Linked DNA regions of Mus musculus: region 2 is linked to region 1. Evidence: chromatin loops called from intact Hi-C (ENCODE). Cell type or tissue: gastrocnemius. All regions are shown on one strand. Each heading gives the region's core, and the rest is flanking DNA. Links, peaks and the distances in the headings are about the cores only.

Region 1 (11,648 bases), core at 1,196-9,195:
TTCAGTAATCTGAGAATTTCTTAGGAGTGTAAAAATTGATTTAGGAAGGAAATTCAAGTGTGTGTAATGGCTTATTCTTGTAATCCCAGCATTTGGCAGGCTGAAACAGGAGGGTCATTGTGAGTTTGGAAGACCTGGCTACAGAGTGAGACCTCATTACAAAAACAAAACAAAAAAACCCAAAACAACAAAAGCTAAAACACACAGGGAAAAGGAAAATGAAAAGTCAATAACTCAGTAAGATCATTCAGTGGAGATGATGTTTATGTTGTGTAAACCTGGATCAAATTATTTATTTAGCAAAAATTTATTGCAAACTGTCTGTCTTCAGGCACTCCTAACCATGCCAAGCATACATGCATAGATAGATGAGGTAAATAAAGGCCCCAAACACCACAACCTACTTCCTATTGATAGAAGAAAGAAAGCAACAGAAGAAAGCTCATGATCTATAGAAGAAGAGAGGGATGAAAATAAAGTTGAGGTTAAATCACCTCATCTCCCTTGCCTCTTTTCAAGATGGTTCCCCAGGTCTTTCAGGGACCTAAGGGCAAAATAAGGTGAACTTGAAGTCTCTGAGGATTTATCTGATGATGAGATTAAACGTTTTGAGAGTAAAGATGATAGATAAGATTTAAACTGGAACTTGGGGCTGTCACTTTGAGTCATTGTCGATGAAGATACTGCCCAGTATCAACCATTAAGTAATCAAAGTTATCACAGTGTGCTTTAGAAGGGCGTCCACACCAGCGACTCTCAGAAGCATCCACGGCTCCCTCCCTCGGTAAGAACCAGGCAAATACCTGTCATCTCAAATTATGAAATCTAGAACACTTTTGGTCCAAACATTTCAAATAAATGACATTAAATCTGCATTTTTTAAAAAAAATGTTCAACTCTTTGGGAATAGAGTTTAGGTACAGGTTGGGTGAATCATTCTCATTTGGAGTGAGTAAGTTTAAAAGGATACCATGTGTCATTTCTACTTTTAGGAAATGCCTCGGGAATGACAATTGTAACAAGAATGGTGAACTTTGCCTTATGGCCCTGTAGTGCTTCAGGCACACTGGCAATGGGTTCCTTAGCTAATCTAGACGAGAGGGATTGAATCATTGTTTGTCTAGTCTCCGCTTGTAGCCACATTAAAATTTTCATCTACATCCTTACATCCTATGTCCCTGAAGTGATGCCCACTGTGGGTAAAATGGGTTTCCTTCTATGGATTTGGGGGCTGACTATAATGAAGTCTTTCTGAATTTGACAGCTGCCCTTTAAACGCCCTCCCGTGGTTTCGCTTGAGCTCTTCTGCTCATGTCATGTTCCATGAGGAAGGAGCGTTTCAGAAAGCTCTCGTTCCAAAGAGGATGTGCAGTAATTGCAAATGAGGCTTTAACTCCAGCCAAGCCCACACGGTTGCACTTACCTATAGGCCTCCACGAGAGAGGTAAATGCTTACTGCTTCGATCTGTAGCTGTGGATGTTTGGCTAGGCACATCCTCATCACTCACCGCCTTATCTTACTGTACCCTCTGCTGGGCATCCTTCCCCACGCCCCCTCTTTGCCCAGCTTAACTCCTGCTTCTGCTTCAGCACTTGTTTAAGTATCTTGCATGCAGGGAAGATAATGAAGAGCAGAATAACTCTGAATTCACACCCTGTGTGCCCTCATTTGTAATGGTTATCACATTTATAATTTGCTCCGTGCCATCTAACCGGAACATCTGCTGCTTAGGGGACAGTGGGTTGTTCATGTATTAGTTCACATGGCTAACATAAAGTGGTTCTAAGAGCTGAAAAGTTTTGTTTTGTTATTGTTGTTGTTGTTATTGTTTAACATAATGCTGTTCTGTTCCATAATTGAAAGAAATTCAACTTTTTCAGTTTCATTTTCTCAGCAACCCAAACATCATCATAAAAACACTCAGATCCTAGAAACAGTGAAGGTTAACCATTAACCATCAGTATCACTGTAAGGATGGCCACACATAGGCACACAGAAGGCACCTGATAGCTACCTAGGTACCCGATAGCTTTTATTACAATTACAAAGATATTCACTCTATATCTTTGTCTTTAAGTGATAATTTGGCAAGTCATGAAAGGGGAAAAATTACACTGTGTTGTATATGATTGTAATTTATAGATTTCAAAGTATTGTGATTGTTTACATACAATCTAGATTCTATTTAGAAGCAGTTTAAGGTAAAGTTCAGCTGTGAAGAATAGGTTTTTGCAAGCCACATATGGTTGCTTCATAAATTTCTCATTTGGTGATTGTCCTCTTAAAATAAAATAGCTAGGAGGTGGTGGCACACACCTTTAATCACAGCAGTGGAAGGCAGAGGTAGGCAGATCTTGTGAGTTTGAGGCTAGCCTGTTCTACAGAGTGAGTAACAGGATAGCCAGGGCTATAGGGCAAAGCCCTGTCTTGAAACACAAACCAACCAACCAAACAAACAAAGGAAGGAGATAAAAGATTTACTATTTTCAAAAACAGTTCTTATTTTTTCAGTCACTATTTTCGTTATCAAAATATAGTTGTCAATGCTTTATGAATAGCTTTGCTACAGGTTCTATTTCATTTAGATTTTGTTGTGTTTTTTTTTCTTCTTCTTCTTCTTCTTTCTGAAGAGCTGTCTCAGCCATTAAGAGAATGAACTGCTCTTCCATAAGACCCAAGTTCAATTCCCAGCACCCATGTCAGGCAGCTCACAACTGCCTGTGCATCCAGTTTCAGGGAATCTGATGCATCGAGTTGCTGCAAACCCTTTTGGTCCCTTATCTGTGTGGAACGGGTCTCTTGTCACAGGTGGGCAAGGAGTCGGTGGGAATTGACAGACAGACTGGACACAAGGGAGTGTGGATCTGAATGTAATGTCAGATCGAGCATCAAACTTTTTATACAGAAGAAAATAGGGAAGTTGGGTGACACACAGGCAAGGTACAAAGAGGTTACTGGATTCTTACACAAAACAGAGGAATGCAAACACGGAAGGACTGGCAGGAACCAACTGGGGTAAAACTCAGTGTTAATAACTGGGGTCAAAAACAGCTCCACCTAAGGTCCACTTAATCTTAGAAGTCAGGGGCAAGGGCTTCGTGCCCTTGCCATAGTTCCTACTCTATTGTATAGTCCACCTTCCCTGTAGGCCATTGTAAATACTTGTGTATGGGTGTAACTCAGCTACCTATAGTTCTAAGTATCTACTCTGGTTCCTCTTTAGGTCACAAACTTCCTTCTTCCTAGATAATGGTAAATTTCTGTGTAGGGCAGTGACTTAGCTATCCATGCCCATGGTCGGATCAAGGACTGCCTAGAGTCTAACTTAGCTATGTCAAAATATCAATCCTTAGGAGCACTTGTAATAAAGCAATATTAAGGGAAAGCACACAGATCTGTTTACCAACTAAAGCAAGGACATTGGAGCATTCTTTATACAGGATGTCACGATTCCAGGAGACTAAGTTTCCGTGAACTTTTTGCCTCGGGACAGCACCTAGGTTTTCAGGGCCTGTCGCGCTTTCACTACTGGAGCATCGAGTCTCCATGGACAGCATGTCTGCACTCAAAGGCACACACCACATAGGCACACACTTAGACAAATGGTTAAAAGATGCAAAAAAAATTTTTTTTAAACTCAAAATGAAAAAAAATCAACCTATCTCAATATAGAAAATTAGAAAAATGCAGGTAAGCATTTAAAGAAGGGAAATGTAAATTTCTGTAATTTATGTCATCCATAGGGAGTCCTATAGAGTCTCCCTAAAACTTCATTAACATGCATTGTTTCACAGTGATGGAGTTAAGTCAGACTTTCCTCTTTTGGAGTTGGTTTTTCACTTAATTATCACATATGTGATATGTCAATAAATACTCATTGATTTATGTAATGTGTGTGTGTGTGTGTGTGTGTGTGTGTTTGCCTGTGTGAGTTTCTAGTACAGAGTGTGTGTAGCAGCCTATGCAGGCTCAAAGAGGGCACCAGATTACTCAGAAGTAGAATGGTTCCTAACCACTGAGCCATCCCTCCAGTCCCGAACAGTAGTCATCTTTTATGAAGGGACGATGGCAGCATCACTTGCTCAAGCTATCCTTGTTGGAAGTTTAACATTTTTCACTTAACCCCATTGTTCGTGATGCTGCTGGGCATACGTGGAGCGATACAAAGACTTCACTCAGGCCTTGGGAAGCAGTCATTTATTGGTGTGTAGTAGTTCAGAGCACAGCAGACTGTTATCTAAGCAACCTGCTACTTCTCTTGCATTGTTACTGAGTTCAGGACCCTGTTGGAAGATGGACAGGTGGTAGCAGGACTACACCGGGACAAGAACTTTTGAGAAAAGACATGCACATCTTCTTAATAGTAAATCTACAAACCAGGTCCCATGAACTTACACGGGACTCCATATAACAGATGGCAAAAGTGGAGAATTCTGAAAAGGAAGCCAGGGAGACAAAACAAAGTCCAGAAGCCTGTCCTTCTCATCCTCTGCGCCTACAGTGGCCATCTAGGCTTTGATGACGCATTCCCCCACCTCCCCTTCATTATCTTTCCATCATGTCACAGATGCAGGCCTGGGAAGGCTGACTCAGGGCCTTATGGTCCTGTGATGAGCTAGTAGCTCAGGGGCTGAGCATTTGTGTCTTGGACCACAAACAAGGATGCTTTTCATGTTCTTATAATTCTCCATACTAGTGGAGATAACCGTAATTGTTAAGACTAGAGACTAGGACAGCTAGCAGCAATATGATTCTCCCCAGAGACAGTACAGAGGCACCTGCTAGCCATTCAGCACATGTAGAATGTCTCCAGTAGCAATAAATTCTTCTCTCTACCTCAGGGTGATCTAAGTATGACTGCTTACTGATTAATTTTTCTTGGTAGAGAGCAAGGGAATTTCAAAGGAAAGATGCTACCAATTAGAATACTTTCTTTCTTTCTTTCTTTCTTTCTTTCTTTCTTTCTTTCTTTCTTTCTTTCCTTTCTTTCTTTCTTTCTTTCAAGATATATATATATATATATATATATATATATATTTATTTATTTATTTATTTATTATATGTAAGTACACTGTAGCTGTCTTTAGACACTCCAGAAGAGGGAGTCAGATCTTGTTACGGATGGTTGTGAGCCACCATGTGGTTGCTGGGATTTGAACTCAGGACCTCTAGAAGAGCAGTCAATGCTCTTAACCACTGAGCCTTCTCTCCAACCCCTAGAATACTTTCTTATCTTCTGCTGTGCAAATGGAGGAAAGGAGGTTTGGTTCTTTTGAAGGACCTACTGGTAGACACAGTACATTTGGGGGCAGCATTCACGACAGGGTTTCTCTTTGTATATAGCCATGGCTGTCCTGGAACTTCCTCTGTAGAGCATGCTGGCCTTGAACTCAGAGATCCACCTGTCTCTGCCTCCCAAGTGCTAAGATTAAAGGTGTGTGTCACCACCACCTGCTGACAAGTATATTCTTTTTGTTTGTTTGTTTGTTTGTTTTTGTTTTTGTTTTTTTGGTTTTTCGAGACTGGGTTTTTCTGTAGCCCTGGCTGTCCTGGAACTCACTCTGTAGACCAGGCTGGCCTCGAACTCAGAAATCCGCCTGCCTCTGCCTCCCAAGTGCTGGGATTAAAGGCGTGCGCCACCACGCCCGGCTCGACAAGTATAATCTTTATTGGAAAGTCTACATTCATGAAATCCTTGACTAGAGGTGATGTTAGACTGGGTCACACCTTGTGTGTATCTTACTAGACAGTTAATAAAATTATTAGCACAATGAGTTAAGAAATAAAAAGACATCATTACAATGTATGTTAGTTTGTACAACACTTAGAAAATATCTGAGACAATCAATTTATAAGGAGGAATGGTTATAATTGCTCATGGTTTTGGAAGTTTCTGTTCAAGGCCAGTTGACCCATTCACTTTTTGGCCTGTGGTGGAGGAGCACCACAGGGCATGCAGAATGTGGTTTAGCAAGTGATCACCATATATTGGTCAGGAAACGGAAGAGGCAAGGCCTGGAGTTCCAGAACCCCTATTAAGGGCACCTGTCAATAACCAAAACATTTCCCACCAGCCCTTACCTCTTAAAGCTGCCGCCACCTTCCAATAACACCAGGCCAGAGACCAAGCCTTTAATACGTTGTAGACCAAAGTTATAACACATTGAAAACGTTATGCTTTCATCGTAACCTTAATACACATAACTGCATTTAGAAGCCTTCACTATAATAAGTTCACTGGCAATGGTCTAAAGCCAGTTTTAACCTAACCCACTTCTGTGAGACCTCATTGCTCATTTCCAAACTTGGATTGTGAAATCATCTTCACAATCTTTTACCATATTTTAACACTGGTGAGTTTTTCCAAAACATCTCAGTAAAAAATATTATTTTGTACCATTATAATAATTCACTCTTTCTATTCCTATGCCATTATGTAATTTTAGTGACACGTAACTACAACATGAAGAATTCTGGAGTTGAAAAGACACAGAACTCAACTTGCAGGAGCAGAAGTGTGTGGCTGAGGTGGAGTGGATGTGGCACTCTGGGTGGGTGACTTGAGTGGGAACTCAAGGCTCATTGACGTCTCTCCATAGCTTGTATGCACAGCCTGAGGGGATAATACTCATTTTTGAAAGATAAAACCCACACGGGGCATTATGTTGGTGACTAAGAAGGTTGACACTTGGGAACAGTTCATATTTTGAGTTTGGGGATCAGATAACCATCCTGTAAATCAGTGGTTCTCAAGCTTCCTGACACAGTGACCCTTTAATACAGTTCCTCAGGCTGTGGTGGTCCCCAACCATACCATTATCTCAGTTGCTACTCCATAACTGCAATTTTGCTGCTGTTCTGGACTGTAATGTAAATATGTGATATGCAGGATATCTGATAGGCAACCCTTGTGAAAGGGTTATTCAACCCCCAAAGGGGTTGCCTCCCACGTGTTGGGGGCCACTGCTGCCATGCATGATGCTCATACAGCGCCTCTGCTTTAAATATCCCTCCTCAGGCAGGAATCAACCCTTGGTCTCTGTGATGGTAGCACATTCAGAAGGTTTGCGTCAGAGGCAATGAAACTGGTTAACTTTAGTTGCGCACACATCTTTCTGGAATGGAGGTCAGCTATTTTATCCACAGTGAATGAGACCAACGCATCACCGAACGTGAGGAAACATCTAATTCGGCCACTTTATGCTATGAAATAAGATCTTGGTCTTGGTCAGAGATCTTTGATCGTGTTACAGGAATAGTTCCGGTTATTTTTACCCATTGCTGCACAGATGTATTCATTTGCTTTTACATGCGCTTAAGACTAATGCCTGAACGGACAGGTGTGAGGATAGAAGTTGGCTAAATATAAACTTGTACAAGTTCATGAGTTCAACAAGCAGGCCCCCTAAAAAAACAAAAAAAAAAAAACAAAAAAAACCCTCCCACCCAAGAAGAATCTTCTAGCACAAATGACCGATGCCCTGTGAGTAATCCTTGTTCCTGCTCTACCACATACGGCTGCTTTAGTTTTATTTAAAGGTGATTTTTAAAAAAAGATTTATTTATTTATTTATTATATGTAAATACACTGTAGCTGTTTCAGACACTCCAGAAGAGGGCATCAGATCTCATTACAGATGGTTGTGAGCCACCATGTGGTTGCTGGGATTTGAACTCAGGACCTTCAGAAGAATAGTCAGTGCTCTTAACCGTAAGCCATCTCTTCAGCCCTTGTGGTTTTTTTTTTTTTTTTTTTTAAGCTGGTAAGAGATTAAATAAAACTCACCACCTCTGTAATGCTTCTCTGGTCTGAAGTCTGTTTTCCCCTTTATTAAAAGCTCAACTTCACAACGTTGAGGATTTAAAAGAGAATCTATATTACATTCTTCTTGAGAATTCTTATTTTTCTCGTTAACAAACAAATCCCAAAAAAGCAAACCTCTTGTGAGCTACCTCACAGTAAATCTTGTTATAAATCATGAGCCACCTCAAAGGAAACCAGGGGCCCAATGGAAGGTGATGGATCTGGAGCCGCCCACTTTCATTGATCTCTCTCAGGGTTGTGTGAGCACTCTACTTGGTTACTGTATCGTATTCTGCTACTCAGTTTTCTGGAATGCATTTGAGAAAGGCTTCTGATTTCTGTTGTCCTCTTCTGCCGTATTTCTACCCTTCTTGTGGGAGATGGTTGAAGCAATGGTAGCCCAGACTTGCCTCTAACTGCTATGTAGCCAGGGATATACTTGAACTCCTGACCGAGATTATAAGCTTATAGCACCACAGCTGGCAATTCTTTCCCTTGAGCATCTTAACATCTTCCTATGTGCATTTCCTGTCCTGTTAATATTCTGCACAGTTCTGAGGAACAGCAGCAGCGAGAGGGACAGTCCCTAAGTGATTCCTGAAGTGAAAGGCAAGTATTTATAAGAAAACTCCTTGCTTGTTAGAAACAGATACATACCCAAATTGTCCTAATGCCAGTCTTCTAAGAAGTAAGAAAATTACCTGCTTATTTGTCTGCCCAAGTGTCCTACAGTGCATTGAAGAGGCGTTGATATCCACAGGTGGATTGTAGAGGTTGATTATAGAGAACAGTAGACCAAGCTTGGGTTTCCTTTATTATTCACAAATAATGTCGTTTTTTAAATAGGCTATCTTTGCATAACTAAGAAGAAGTTGATTTACTTAGTTTTTCCTTCTGGGAAAAAATGGAGTAGCAATATTATTTTTACTGTGGTTCTGGTTTCCCACTACCCAGTCTCAAGTAGCCTAGCCTAGCCTCTGTCTCCCTCTATAGCAGGGGGTAAACCTGACTCTTGATCCTCCTCCCTCTTCCTCCCAAGTGCCAAGATGGCAGGCATTCATCGCAACACTGGGCACATTGTAGCTTCTAATTGTTTAAATAAGTTCAACCAGATAAAGGTTGTTGCTGCATTGGCCACGTTAGTAAAATCGTTCTGATGATCATTCCCCATCATTCTCTCATAGAATCATCATTTTTTTTTCTCATAGAACTGACTCACTTACCTAAGCTGACCAAACTTCCTCTTTCACCATGGACCCAAATATGTAATAGCACTACAGCCCCAGTCCAGCACAGGAAACTCAGAACTTTTAACATCAGATAGTACCACTTTCTTGAAACTAAGAGGACTATATCAGATTGCCATTTTCAGGATAGCATGAGATTTAAATTAAAATTCACTTTTCATGCTGTTTGAGTAAATCAGTTTTACATACTTTGACCCAGTATGTCAGTCAATCATTATGAGAAAATCTGAAATTTAAAAGACGCAAATATAATTTTCTTTTTAGTTAAGTAGATGTTTAAAGCCTGTCATGATGAGTATTATTTATAAAATGGGCTCAGTACCCATTCTTTCTGTACATGGGGTGTTTGTAAAATACAAACAGTGTGATGATCAAGGATGCTCTTTTAAAAACTGTAAACTTGTGGCTTAAAAATAAAATTCAGGGCTAAAGAAATGGCTCAGTAGGAAAGGGCTTGCTTTCCAAGAGTGAGGACCCAAGCTTGGATCTCCAGCCTTCATGCTCATCTCTAATCCCAGCACTGGAGATGGGCAGAAAAGACACGGGGTATCAACCTGTGACATCCACAGGCATATATATATATATATATACATATACATATATACATACACACACACATATATATGCACACATACACATATATATATGTACATAAATTTACATATAGACACATACATATACATATATATGCATATATACACACACAAATATATATATATATATATATATATATATATATATATACACATACACACATACATTGTAATTTGTAGTCTGCACATGACCACATGAATAAGTATATGTACTTTATGAATATATGCCCACACACAGAAAGGGAGAGAGAAAGGAAGATCTGAATAGATGGAAACATATCCTATGTCTTTGAAATGCAAATATATTCATTTCCCTCAAAAGTGATCTATAAATACAATGTAATTTTAGAAAAATTATGGCAGTTTTTAAAAATCTCCATGTGCTTATTTAAAATTTATATGAAGGAATGACACTAAGTCTACTTTAAAATGGAGAAACAGAAAAGAGGGACTCACCCTCCCACACAAACTAGCTTGGAACTGGTAAATAGACAAATAGACCCAAGGAAAAGTACCCGAAGCCAGAAATAGCACCAAGTTTATGTGAGAGCCTGTTCTATAATATGGTACCATATTACAGGATGAAGGATGGATTGCCTCAAGCCATTGCGATGAGAATACTATGCCAAAACCATTGATCTGTTTGTCTTCTCACAATGACAGAATTTACTGAATAACAATCAACTCACAACCTACACACTGGTTTTGTTAGTTGACATTTGTCAAATAGTTCCAATATCCCTTGATAGTCAGCTGTTGGCAAACAGTTTCTTTTATTTCAATCTAAATGACTAATGATTGATGGCTTAGTGGGTAGAAGTGCTTGCAATGCAAGCATAAGAACTGGAGTTCAAATCCCCAGACTGATATTAACTCTCAGGTCACACACTGTACATCATCCCTTAATTGTATCTCTCTATACTCAATACAAAGAGCTACATAAGTGCTGGGGAGAATGCAGGGCTCAGAGAGTTCAAAGAGACCTTCGCGCAGTCAGGCAGCATTAGAATACTGATATACATGCAGAGCTGCTGTGGGTGGTTAGATAATATTCTAATAAATCTGCTTGGGGGAGTTCCTGGAAGGTGGCCCTGTCCAGCTAGACTTCAGGGTGAAGCCAAGCTGTGCAGGTGTAGTGTAGGGACAGGACTGAGGATGGGGGCTGAGAGGTAAAGGAGTCACGTGACGAACCCTGGGCATCAGACTCCAGGGACCAGCATCAGGCTGTAGATCTGAGTTTATTGCTCAGTGCGTAAGCTTATATACAGTGTTTGAGTCAATCCCAAGCGCCTAAATCCTTGGCCAATTGTATCTCGCCACACTGTCACTGTGCTCCAATGAAAGCCCTGCCTGAATAGGTAACTCAGAAGGAGCAGGGGCCAGGGCAGGTGCGCCCGCACCAGCGCCTATGCCATTACCTGTTAGGAATTCCTTGAAGATGTGGGGAGCAGCCAACATCTTGGCCTCCGTTTCTTTTTGCTGGATCACTGGTGTTCCAGGAGCCATTTTAGATCTAACGCTATGTGTCGAAGATCAGGATTCTGAGGAGTCATAGGAGCCGGTGGTGTCTCCCTCTCCATCCACTTCTTCATCCCCCACAGCATAGGACCCTGGGAATGGGCACACAGCTGTAGAGGTAAGGCGCTGGACCGAGGCATGCAAAATCACAAGGCACAGGAAGGAGTCTGGATGGAGGAATGACTGGACAAATGGACAACGATTTGAGTGTGCCATGTTAAGCAATGAGACCCAAGAATAGCTGAAGCCTTGGGGACAGTGGGAAGTTCTCTGCCTGTCTCTCCCATGATGAACACACTGACAACAGGCTGGTACAGTCATTCCTACCACAGTCACCGTGTTTGTCAGGTTTGTGTTCTTGGGCCAATTTATTTTTGGTATGATTTTAATACACCACGTGCTCCTGTGTGCCCCAGTTCACTTTGATAAGCTTATTGGTGGCACCTGCCCACTTTTAGGGAGGTTGTTTATCAAACTTGGCGTCG
Region 2 (11,648 bases), core at 1,310-9,309, 49 kb before region 1:
GGGCTGTTCCTACTCCAGCAGGCCGGCTCTCATGGCCATGTGCTTACAATCAATCCACCTACCTCACTGCCACTTCTTGTTCCCTTCTCCTTTCTTCTCTTTCCTCATCATCTCTGCCCAAGAACCCCAAGCCCAGGAACCTTTGTTCTGTCTCCTCTCTTCTGTCCAGCCCAGGCTGTAGGCATCTTTATTGACCAATCATGGATAACTTGGGGGTGGGGGTCTGGAGAGGTTTAAAAAGCTGGAATACATGAAGATCTGCCTGTCTTAGAACAATCAGATCTCAGGATACAGAATTTAGTATTTGACTACACAGAGAACCAGAGCAACCTGCTACATACCATGTCAGTCTTGATTCATATCAGTGTTCTCTTGAGCAGTAACTTTTTTCTGCAAGAGCATTATTAATCTCTTCTAAAGGTGGTGCCCTCATGACCTAACCAAGTGCCACTAGACCACACCTCTTAAGGCTCCATTATCTCTCAACCTTGTCTTTCTGCATCCAAGCTTCCGGCCAATGGAACTCATCCCAAACAAAGCAGCCTCCTGTCTCTCGGTATTCAGGAAGCGGTAGAAGGCTGTGGACGAACAAAGGTGACAGAGGACAGAAGCAAAGCAGGAAACAGAGGTGTCACAGATACTCTGCAGCAGAGTTCTCCTTTCTGGAGACCGTTTCCAATCCAAACAGAAGACATAAAGGTCATTGGGACCTCATGAAGACCGGGGTTGATGGCTGATGTGGGCTGAGGGGAAAATGGAAGGTTCAGGAGAAAAGAGCAGAGGCAATAAGTACGCAACCTCTCTTCTGAAGAGAAGTGGAAATCAGAATGGAAGCGAAAGCCGGTGTGTCAGTACAGGCCTGCCTATAGTCTCAGTGCTTGGAAGGCAGACTCTGGAGCATGAGGGACAGTGTGCCACCCTTCATCGTCATCATCATCATCACTATCATCATCATCATCGTCATCATCATCATCATCAACAACAACAACAACAACAACAACAAGCAAGCAAGCAAGCAAACCAAAACCAAATAATAAGAAAAAAGAGGAAAAGAATGCATTGGAAAGGGCGGTGTTTTTTGTTCTAAGGATGAGTATTCTTTCCATGTGTTTATGGAATATTGGGAAGACTAGCTGTGAGAACTGCACAGAAAACCAAGAGACAGTAGAATTAGAGATACAGATGAAGAAATCTTCCAGGATTACATTTATTCCCCATATCAAGGACCTTAAGACAGTAGAGACGGGAATCCTCAAATTCCCATCCCTGTAAGACAGGCTGAGGAAGACGCCCTAACAGGTATGCCAGCTCTAGTGGCAGAGGTGGCATCACGGCTGAGCCACAGCTACAGAACAGGACAAGAACCACCACAGCCTTCTTACCTTATAGACTTCCTGTTCATAGAAGAGCCACAAGAAAGGGCTGGAAAAGGTTGAATGCATCCAACAAACATGCACACACACACACACACACACACACACACACACACACTTGCTGCTTTTTGTTTCATGAAGATATCTTTGCTGTGGACCAGTGGTCACAGTCAGGAACATTTCCTTTCCGAAGCTGTGGGGAAACATTATCTGTTATTAAACTAAGCCACTGTAAGGAGTTCCTGTAGGAGAAATCACACTGTGTGTGTGTGTGTGTGTGTGTGCTCCCCTTAAGTATTACTTTGTCTCCTGGGTCTTTTTGAAGATGTGAAGAGCAACACCTTCCTGTAGGGAGGAGTCCTGGCCAAGTAATTGTTCCCAGGCCTCTGTGAGTCTGTGACCCATTAGAGGAATGTTCTAATGGGCAGTGCCCTTTTGGGCGGTGTTCCTGGAAGCAATGGAGTTCAGAAGTTAATGAGCTAGTTTCTTGGCCTTCATTACTTCGAGGAAGTACCTTGGCCCCTGGCTTGTCAGGGATGCTAGGTTATAAAGTAGCAAGTTTAGAAGCTCTGGCTTGAAGGTAGGTGTGAGTCAGACTCTGGCTCCTCCATTTCCTAGACCAGCGACACAGGGTATTATCAGCGACATTGTCCTTACATACTTCTTAGGAAGATTGTGATTTCACCAAAGTGTCTGGTGCAAATGTGGGCAGGAGTAACAAACATTGCAATCTTTAGAAGGACCTGTTGGCATAAGGTGACGCTCTCAAATATCTAGTGTATTGCTTAGACTCTAGAGAGAGAAGAGAAAGCCATTTGAGATAGGAGGTGAGGCTGGGGACAGAAGGATACCATAGGGAGAATAGGATTTTGGAACTCTGGTTGTTTATTTTATTTATTTATTTTTTCGAAACAGGGTTTCTCTGTGTAGCCCTGGCTGTCCTGGAACTCACTTTGTAGACCAGGCTGGCCTCGAACTCAGAAATCCACCTGCCTCTGCCTCCCAAGTGCTGGGATTAAAGGCATGCGCCACCACGCCCGGCTGGTTGTTTATTTTTATTTTAGATTTATTCATTTTATGTGTATGAGTGCTTTGCTTGTGGGCCTGGTGCTGGTGAAGGTCAGAAGAGGTGTCGGATTCCCTGGAGCTGGAATTATAGGTGGCTGTGAGCTTCCATGCGGGCTTCTGGCAAAAGAACCCAGGCCCTCAGCTAGAGCAATAACTCCCGAGCCATCTCTCCAGCCCTCGGCTAGAGCAATAGCTCCTGAGCCATCTCTCCAGACCTTAGCTAGAGCAATAGCTCCTGAGCCATCTCTCCAGCCTGTGAACTCTGGTTACTGTGGCAGATTTTGGCTCCAATTCCAGTTTAGCTGCTTGGCTTCTTGGGGCCTCATTTTCCCACCTTAAAAATCTGTGTAGTGATACTTGCCTCTTGACACTGTAATAAAGATGGCTCAGTAAAACCCTGAACTCACGGCCTGATGTATGTTAGGCATTCCCCGGAGAAGGGTAGGGCAGGGGTGACTGCGACTCATCATTTGCATGATAGAGGCAGTGTTGCTCAGTGGGCAAGAGGGGCAGCCCACATTCCTGAAATCTCACGAAGCTGGTAATTAGTAATTATCCACTTTGCAAGGGCAGGGTCTGACCCTGCCCAAATCTCAGTTCTGATGAGTCAACAAAGGTTGCTAGGTTTGGCATAACAAGGGCCCCTTTCAAACATATAGAAGTTATTAATAATCTTGGGCTCTAATCTTGGCCACCCCTCCCCCTTTTTTTCATTTTGCTTTGAACCATCCTGCCCCTTGATTAAAAGCAGTCTAGTCTAAATCCTTGTGTTCAAAAATGGCCTTTTAAAAATTCTTCCAATTGTATCACTCAGGCATGGCAAGATCCTTGTTCTCAGCTCCCTCAAAGCTCATGGGACTCGCACCCCACTGTATGCTCCCTGCCAAGATTACTGGAAATTGCTTAAGTGGAGTCGGGTCATGGGGAAAGAATCAGATAAATCAAAAGAGTATGATGCATTCTAGAAGACTTAGATTGAAAAATCTTGAGAAACAAAGTAAGATGATGATGAGGATGAAGATGAAGGTCAGGGCTGGAAGCAGGAAGACGCAGGTAAAGACATAAGATGTGGAGTGTGAGGTTTCAGTGAGGATAGTCCCTCTCCATGAGGGGAGCTGGTACCTCAGGACCACGGGGGGTGTCAGGGAAGAGCATCCTGCTGCTGAAGAAGTCCTGAGTGTCCATGCTAAGGACTGTAACCCATGACCTCTGGAGTGAGCTTTTCAACTGCCTCTGTAGAGGACTGTGCCATCCACGTGGGCACATGCACACACACCCTGGGAAAAGAGGAGGCGAGTGTCCTTTAGAACTTGAGGATCGTGGGAGATGCTAACTGTCGACTTATCTTTATAAGTGGTGTGTTGGAGGGAGGGCATTCATTGAGCTGTTTGAACCTGTTCAAAATAAAAAGATGGGCAGGAAAAGTCATGGGGAAAAAACAGCTGGATAATCTGGTTTTTTTTTTTTTTTTCTTCCAGTGAACATTTTGTCTAGTGAGAAGCACTTTAAGTCTTCTCAAAGAAGCCGGGATGTCCCTCTCTCCCTTCCCGACTCGGGGCTCTGAGCCGACGTAGAAGTCATACTCACGTTAGGAAATGTTCGGTTCTTTACAGTTCTGCTGCTAAAGAGCCGTATGGAGAGGCAGACTGACTTACCTCAAATTTAACTAATCAGGCCGGTTGTGGTGGCACACGCTAGTAGGATTTGCTGATGGAGGCAGAGGCAGGAGGATAACAAGTTTGAGGCCAATCTGGGCTACACATTTAAGAAAAAAATAAGTAAACATACATTTGAGAGGGCAACCATTAAAATATTTCCCAGAAAGTGAAAACCTCTTCTATGAACAGGCTGGTAATGTGTCTATGCAAACTTACTAGGAATCTCATTGGTCTATTCTAGGGCCAAAGAGTTTTGAAAATTTCACCAGGAATTTCCAGGGCATGCCACTTGTTTTTGGACTACACTACATCATTTTCATATCTCATGGAGAATGGGTTGCTTTTCAAGGATGGCTTTGTAAAGGGCAGGCAGGCCTGCATCCCTGTATGTGGACTGGGCTTACTATGTTCTGAGGCAGTTTGAAATCTTAATGGCTTGACTCCTTCGGATCTAATGGTGTCAGATTTAAATCTGACCATATAAAATGTTGGGGGCAAAAAGCAGACCAGTAAACAAACTTATTAATAGCAGTGAAATCCAACAGGGAGGATAGACACACACCAGTCAGTGGGGGTATTAAATTCCTGGGATAAGTTAACATGGATTAAGCAAAACTTTTTATAGTGCAAGTTCTTAGTATCAAATTTTGAAGCACAGCAACATCTAATAATATAATTATAATGATATAATTACTTATATCAACCACTTTTAATAGACTATAAATAATTCTAAAGGGGTGTGTTAAAGAAAAAAACCGATATGCTTAATGTACAGATATTGGGCTCCCATTTGATCGCTAACTTGGGAGGAAAGTCATGCATGCATGCTGGAGCCGACTTTACTGGTGAGGCAAACTTTTACTATTAGCTTATCCATTGTTCTCTTGTACTTCTTGTGTGCTACGCGTATATGCATATACACATGTGTATGCGCATATATGTGGAGGTCAGGGGTCGACATTGGGTGTCATCTTCAGTGGCTCTCCGTCTTAATTTTTGAGTCAAGATCTCACACTGAATTTGGAGTTTGCCAATAAGGCTAGGCTGGTTGGCCAAAGGGACACCAGAGATTCCCTGTCTCCACCTCTCTACAGTTCTCAGGTTATTAACATACAATTGCTTTGCACCTGCTCTGTTTGTTTCAGTGCGTGTGCTGGCGACCTGAGCCCAGTTCTCATGCGTGTGTGACACATTCTTTACTGATGGTGTCATCTCCCCATCTTCCTCTTCTGCTCTTCAGTCATGAGGCATTTCAGTGCAACTCTTGATGTCATTGATGAGGTCATGAGTATAGTAGGCATTCCTACTTCAGCCCACAGACAGGGAATTCCCAAGTATGTCTTTAATGGTTCCTAAAACTTCTCTGGCTAAAGACCCAGGTCACATCACCCAGGCCGTGTTGGCAAGCTTGTATTTAGTGTATTTAGTAGTTTTCTGTTTCTTTCTATCTCTTGGTGACTCACGGAGGGCTTTGATGACCAGGAGAGGTAGAGGAGGTCATTTCACTCTGGGCCTGTCTGTCCTGAAGACAGTTTGATAGTCAACCTCAGACCTTTCTTGTCCCCAGTGGCACGGTCTTAACATCAGCAACTTTTTTTTTTTTTTTTTTTTTTTTTTGGCCACAGGCCCAGGAGGCCAGTTTCTGGGGATAGCGTAGTGCAGAAGTGACACTTCTGATCCTTGCATCAGAATCGACTCTGATAGTCTGGGAGTCAATCATGGCCATACAAGAGAGATCGTTGGTTTCAGATGACCCCAGACTCCAGATAGTCACAGAGGACCAGTTTCCTATCTGAAACCCAGGCTTCGATACTCACATGATGCCTTAGTTAAAGCCATGGTTAATAAGAAATCATGCACCTGGCATAGCTTTGCTTTTGTAAACATTAATAATCAGATAAAATGATCGGATTTAGGGCTAGTTTTATTTATTTATTTTCCTAAAACTCTTCATTCTGAAATGCTATGAGGCTTCAAATAATATTTCTAAGATGGCTTCTTAAAATACTAATTATTTTTTATCCTCTACGCTCTTGCTTGGCCCCACCACCAAATACTCCTGGATAAAGTGATGACCAAGATTGAGATTCGGGTGGGAGGGTGAAGGGCGTGGCTCACACAGCAGCTGAGGCCAATGGTAGTCACAGCTGTGTGGCTCACACAGCAGCATGGCTCACACAGCATCCAAGGATGCTAAGGCTCACTCAGCAGCCGATGACGGTAGTCAGAGTTGCCAACCCAACAGTTAGATTCTTGAGTTAAGACTGGGTGGCTGTTTCTTAGTGCATCTGTGATCCTGGGTGGTTTCCCTCAGTCATAATAGGGGATCATAATTCTACATAGTAATTATTATATAGAATTATATTATTTCTCAATTGTATAGTGTATTAATGCTGTCTGTAGTATACTAATAACATAAGTGTTATGTACTAATATTAATTGCATATGATTAACTTAAGCCTAGTAATGTAACATTTCTTCATTTTACAATTCTAAATTGAAATAATATGGTTAAAACGCCTGGTAAGTGCCCTCTAGATTTAATCATTTTATGGTTATTCTGACGCTCATCTCTGTTCGTGTGATTATTCCTGGCCTCTCCTAGGGGTAGGCTTGCTAGATTTTGCTTTTGATTTGGCGATTATTATTGTTTCTGAGATGGTCTCACTGTGTAATTCAGTCTAACGTTGAACTGAATACATAGATCAGGCAAGCCTCAAACTTGTGGGCAGCCTCCTGTCCCTGCCTTGCACATACCGAGAGTAGAGGCAAACGCCTTACCACTGAGGTATGGTCCAGCTCCCCCTCACAAGTCTCCTCGAGTGGACAGACAGCCTAGACTCTGCAAGCGGCACTTGAGAAGCACTTTACGGTCAAGTGAACACAGTAGAGAGCCCGAGGAGGCCTTGGGGGGACACATGCTCCCTCTCGTATTCTGGGGTCATGGGGACAAAGGCCAGGCACTGACTTCAATACTTTTCTTCACTCTACAGAGCACATACATCCAGTCTGTCGGGCAGGCTGGGAGACATCCTGTAGTTCTTAGTTGGGTTGTCTGCCACTGACTTCTTCCACCCCCTCTTCATCCACCCCCCACCCCCTGTAACACCCATGCCCCAGAGCCCCTGAGATCTGGAAACCCTGGTCCTGTCTCATCCCTGTGAGAGGCAGGCTGCCAGCATCACTGTCCCAGTTTCACAAACAGAACAACCGAGTCACTTTTCTATTGTTGCCACACCGAAGTTACCCAGTGAGTCATTCTAAGTCCTAGAACTGGCTCCTGATTCTTGTTCCTGGCATCACTAACAGAGCCGGATGGATGCCGTCAAAGGCTAAAGAGGATGCTGGCACCGAACCTCTCCGAGGAGAGCAACCTTGCACATGACTGAGTCAAAAGCAAGGATTAACTCTCTTGATACTTGCAGCCTAAGGAAGAGAGGTGTGAGGTGTGTGTGTGTGTGTGTGTGTGTGTGTGTGTGTGTGTGTGTGTGACATCATCATCACTAACACACAGGATTCTTAGTTGGTCTTTAAATGGCTTAAAATGGTCCATACATTTTCTGCTTCCTGCCGTCCTGAATACTATGTGTGTGTGTGTGTGTATGTGTGTGTGTGTGTGTGCATACGCTTGTGTATATGTGTGCAAGAGAGACATCATTACCACCAACAAACCAGATTCTTAGCTGTTCTCAAAATGGTCTATAAATTTACTGCTTCCTATCCCCCCTTAACACTGTGGGTATGTGTATGTTTGTATGTGTGTGTGTGTGTACATTGTGTAAATATATATTGAGACAGAGTCTCACTTGTAGGCTTGGCTGGTCTGTAACTCTCTATGTAGACCAGATTGGCCCTGAACTCACAGAGATCTGCCTGCTTCTGCCTCTTGAATTCTCGGATTAAGAGCATGCCACACCCAGTGACACTAGATTTTTAAATGAACAAAAAGTATCTTATTTGCAAGTGAGGCAATGGACATTATCTTATAACAGAATCAGTTATGTGAATGTGAATCTGAGAGGAGGCTAAATTTATTTCCTTCTTTTTTTTTTTTTTTCACAAAAGAATCCTCAAAGTAACTGGCAGAGGGGAGAAAAATGAGCTCACTTTTGCTATAAAATTAGAAACACAAACCATTCCAAACACAAGCTGTTCATGCTTAACTAGAGGATACTTCGTATGTTCCATTTTCTGCATGGCTTAGAATTTCCTCACTCCCTGCCCTCCTCTTCCTCCTCCTCCTCCTCCTCCTCTTCCTCCTCTTCCTTTTGTATCTGTCTTATTTTCCTTTGTATGACACCCGATTCTAAGCGTGGATTGCCTCTGGCTCCCATCTAAGCCAAGAAGCTGAAGATCTACCCTCCCACAGTAACCCTGGAACTAAATAGCTGCAGCCTTAATTTGGAGGCCAGTAAAACTTTTATGTATTAAAGTTGTGATTTTATCCTTTCCTTCATAGCTATAGAAAGAAGAGCAAGCTTTAGAAGGCAGAACAGGAGCGCTTTGAGAATCCAGATACTCCCAAAGCTGCCTTTCTGAAAATGATGACCCACACACACCAAGCCTCAGTTACCATGGAGAACTCCTCAGTCACAATCCCTGGAGGTAGGGACCCTGGAATCTCAGGACTAAAAAATCCGAAGGATCTACCTAAGTACAGGCAGATCTTCCTGTAGTGGGCAGCAGTTTATGCAGAGGCCCGGGGCTGGCTAAAGGTTGGAGATATACCTGAGGTTCAGCCTTAAATGGGGTGTCTGTGCCAATCCCTCCCCAGTGAGGCTTACGGATGCCTCAGTAGAGTACGTAGAAGGGAAGGAAGAGCTGGAGGATGGGGAGGAGTGCTCCCAAGGGTTATATTGGCACTTGTGGACACACTGTAGCCATGATTACCTGTATAAGTCCTGTACGAGGTCAAGCCAACAAGACCATTGACCATTAACTGGACTCAGCATGTTATAGAACAAATGAACCCAAACCTAAACTACTTGAAGGTGGTAGGGAGATGTGTGGGGGTTGGGTGGATGTGATCAAATAGATATTCTAAAACCAAAATGGAATGGAATAGAAGCAGGAGATACGTGTTCAGAGGGTGGCCGTAGATAACCGCCAGGGCTCTCTGAAGCCTTCCGATGCTCATATAGAGGGTGATGCCGGGCCCCATGCATTTTCCTGAGGGACATCCTTAAACAGTCCCTGACTCCATAAAAAGTTAAGAGCCAGTAGATAATGTCAAATAAGTGTGGGCTAAAGGGGAAGCCGACATGACTCATTCGTAAACTACAGCAACAGCAACATTTTTAAAACTGTAAGTTAAGCCAAGGTTATCACCCTGCATCTACAAATCTTTAGAAATCGTGTGGGTTGTCAAATTTCTGTAGAAAATTCAGGAATTCTATGTCTTACTAGGCATAGGCACGCTAGCCAGAAAGAAAACATAAACATAAACATATTCTTACAGCCAACCAAGAAAATATCAACTCTCAAAACATCAAAAAACAAAACAAGACAAAAAAAACCCACAAAAACTCCAAAACCAAAAACCAAAAAACCCCAAAACCAAACCAAACCAAACCAAACCAAACCAAACCAAATACCTTTAATAACAACTCTTGGATAAATGAATATAATATGTTAAAAATATTTTAGATGCATTGACAATGATTATAAAAAGTTGGAAGCAACCTTAATATCCACCAATTTTGGAATAAAATATAGTAAGATCAATACTAGATCACCATAAAGCAATTACAAGAAACTATCTAAATTCATACATTAATAATAATGCAAATAAGGCAGCTAATATTTTTATGGTATTAACCAGCGCTTTTCTAAGGGCTTTGCCTACATCAACAGTAAGTGGGAACTCAAAACGATACGGAGTGTGAATATATGATAAGTGTAAAAACATTGTGATGCTACGTGTGTTTTAAGGCACAGACTATACTGTGGCTTACTGAGGCCTGTATGAGGTAGAAGCCTAAAACTGGGATGGCATAATGTTCCCAGCATTCCCTGACAGAGCATTTTCGGGTGACACTGCAGTCTTCTTCAGCATCTTCAAGAGACTTAGCAGAACTTTGAGGATACCCTCACACAAAAAAAAACCATTTGGCAAGACAAGAAAACCCAAATGCAGATACTGCAGACAAAGCCTTGGGGAATGAGACAGGGCAAGCTAGGATTCATGAAGGTGGGAAGGTTTGTGGTACAAGCAAAACTTAAGTCCACAGGACAGAAGGAGTCCCACTGTCTGGAGGACTCAGCTGTAACTTCCTGCGGAAGGATGTCAGTGTGGGAGGGGGAAACCCACAATGGAGAGGGACCCACATATATATAGGAGCAGGCCAAGCTCCACAATGAGATTCCCTGAAGCCACCTGTGGCTTGCTGGTTTCAGCCATCCTTTCCTGAGAGGAAGCGGGAAGACATTGGCCTGCCTGACAGGACATCTGGAAGGCTCATCGGGCTAGGGACATGTGGTAAAGCTCTTCCGTTACAAACTATAACCAGAGAGGAAATGACTAACTGACACTCTTTGACCCTGAGGAGTTGAGAGGAATTATGTGTGGAATGCCAGTTACCAAGGTCTGGGAGCTGCGAGCCACAACAAAGTCTTCTCAGAATTCATGATATCCCAGGGAAAGGGATTTGGGGCTGTCTGGCCCTCAACTTCAGGTTGGAAAACACAAAGTATGAAATTAGTGGTGTGAGTATGGCAAGTGCCTTTTCTTTCAGCCCCCAGTAAAGAACAGGTTTAAGAGAAATAGAATTTGAGCCAGTCCAGGAATTCTTCTTCAAACACGTTTCCAGTTTACAACTCTTCTTGCCTATTCCTCTGACCTCTTGTAGGATGCGATTTTATCACCAAGGATCTCCAGGTTTAGTCAGCTCCTTCTCAGTCCACCCCAACCCACTCCACAAAGACTCCTCATTCTCCATAACGATGATCCCCACCCATTTCTCATTGCTTCCTCTGTCGGAATGACTTCTGTCTGACCCTGCTTCGCCTGGAAAAGTCTCACCATCCTCTTGGACTCCTCTGCAGGGACAGCAGCATAACCATCTACAGCTCCGCACTATATAGGTCTTCCCCAAGGACCCTGGGAACAAACTGATGATGAGCAAACATCAGTTCCTTGTTGATCGATCCGTTCCTTGTTAATCAAGGGGACAGCATCATGGGGACATGGGTTCAGCAGCAGTGTTAGAAAAGACCTGTCCTAATTGTGGGCTTTGGTGGGAAGATCTGAGGAGAAACTGGGCTTTTGGGTCTACATTGGATGGCACCAGGAATCCAGGTGATCCTGTGCTGAGGGTGTTTTAGGGTTACAGTGATCCTGTTTGTTTGTTTGTTTGTTTGTTTGTTTTTGTCTGAACATAGACAAAATAAGTCATGTGATGGTCTCATTTTGATTCACTTTATCAGTGCCCACAAGCAAGCCTGTCTGCCATGGCTGCTCTGTGTGATCGATTGTTTACGCCTGACAGAGGAACAGGATGGCTTGGCTCTGATGATCAGAACAGCCTAGCCGACAATGATACTGAGGGCT

Evidence for each region. Hi-C counts contacts between places; a loop is a spot of excess contacts. Peaks named below come from ENCODE experiments on the same cell type or tissue, not always from the same donor. Only the 100,000 strongest peaks of a DNase experiment are listed, where the experiment ranks them.
Region 2: a loop joins it to region 1, with 2.5 times the contacts of the local background. A loop is called at or near these places in 3 of 42 quality-filtered maps.

The regions. Positions count from the first base shown.
Region 1 is chr10:95,746,579-95,758,226 of GRCm38, forward strand. No RefSeq gene overlaps it. Among named protein-coding and RNA genes, the nearest start is that of 4732465J04Rik, 21 kb to the right of the region's middle. In gastrocnemius, for the core only: no CTCF peak of the experiment used is centred there; no DNase peak of the experiment used is centred there; H3K27ac peaks cover 1,713 bases.
Region 2 is chr10:95,697,691-95,709,338 of GRCm38, forward strand. No RefSeq gene overlaps it. Among named protein-coding and RNA genes, the nearest start is that of Gm47708, 27 kb to the right of the region's middle. In gastrocnemius, for the core only: no CTCF peak of the experiment used is centred there; no DNase peak of the experiment used is centred there; H3K27ac peaks cover 7,145 bases.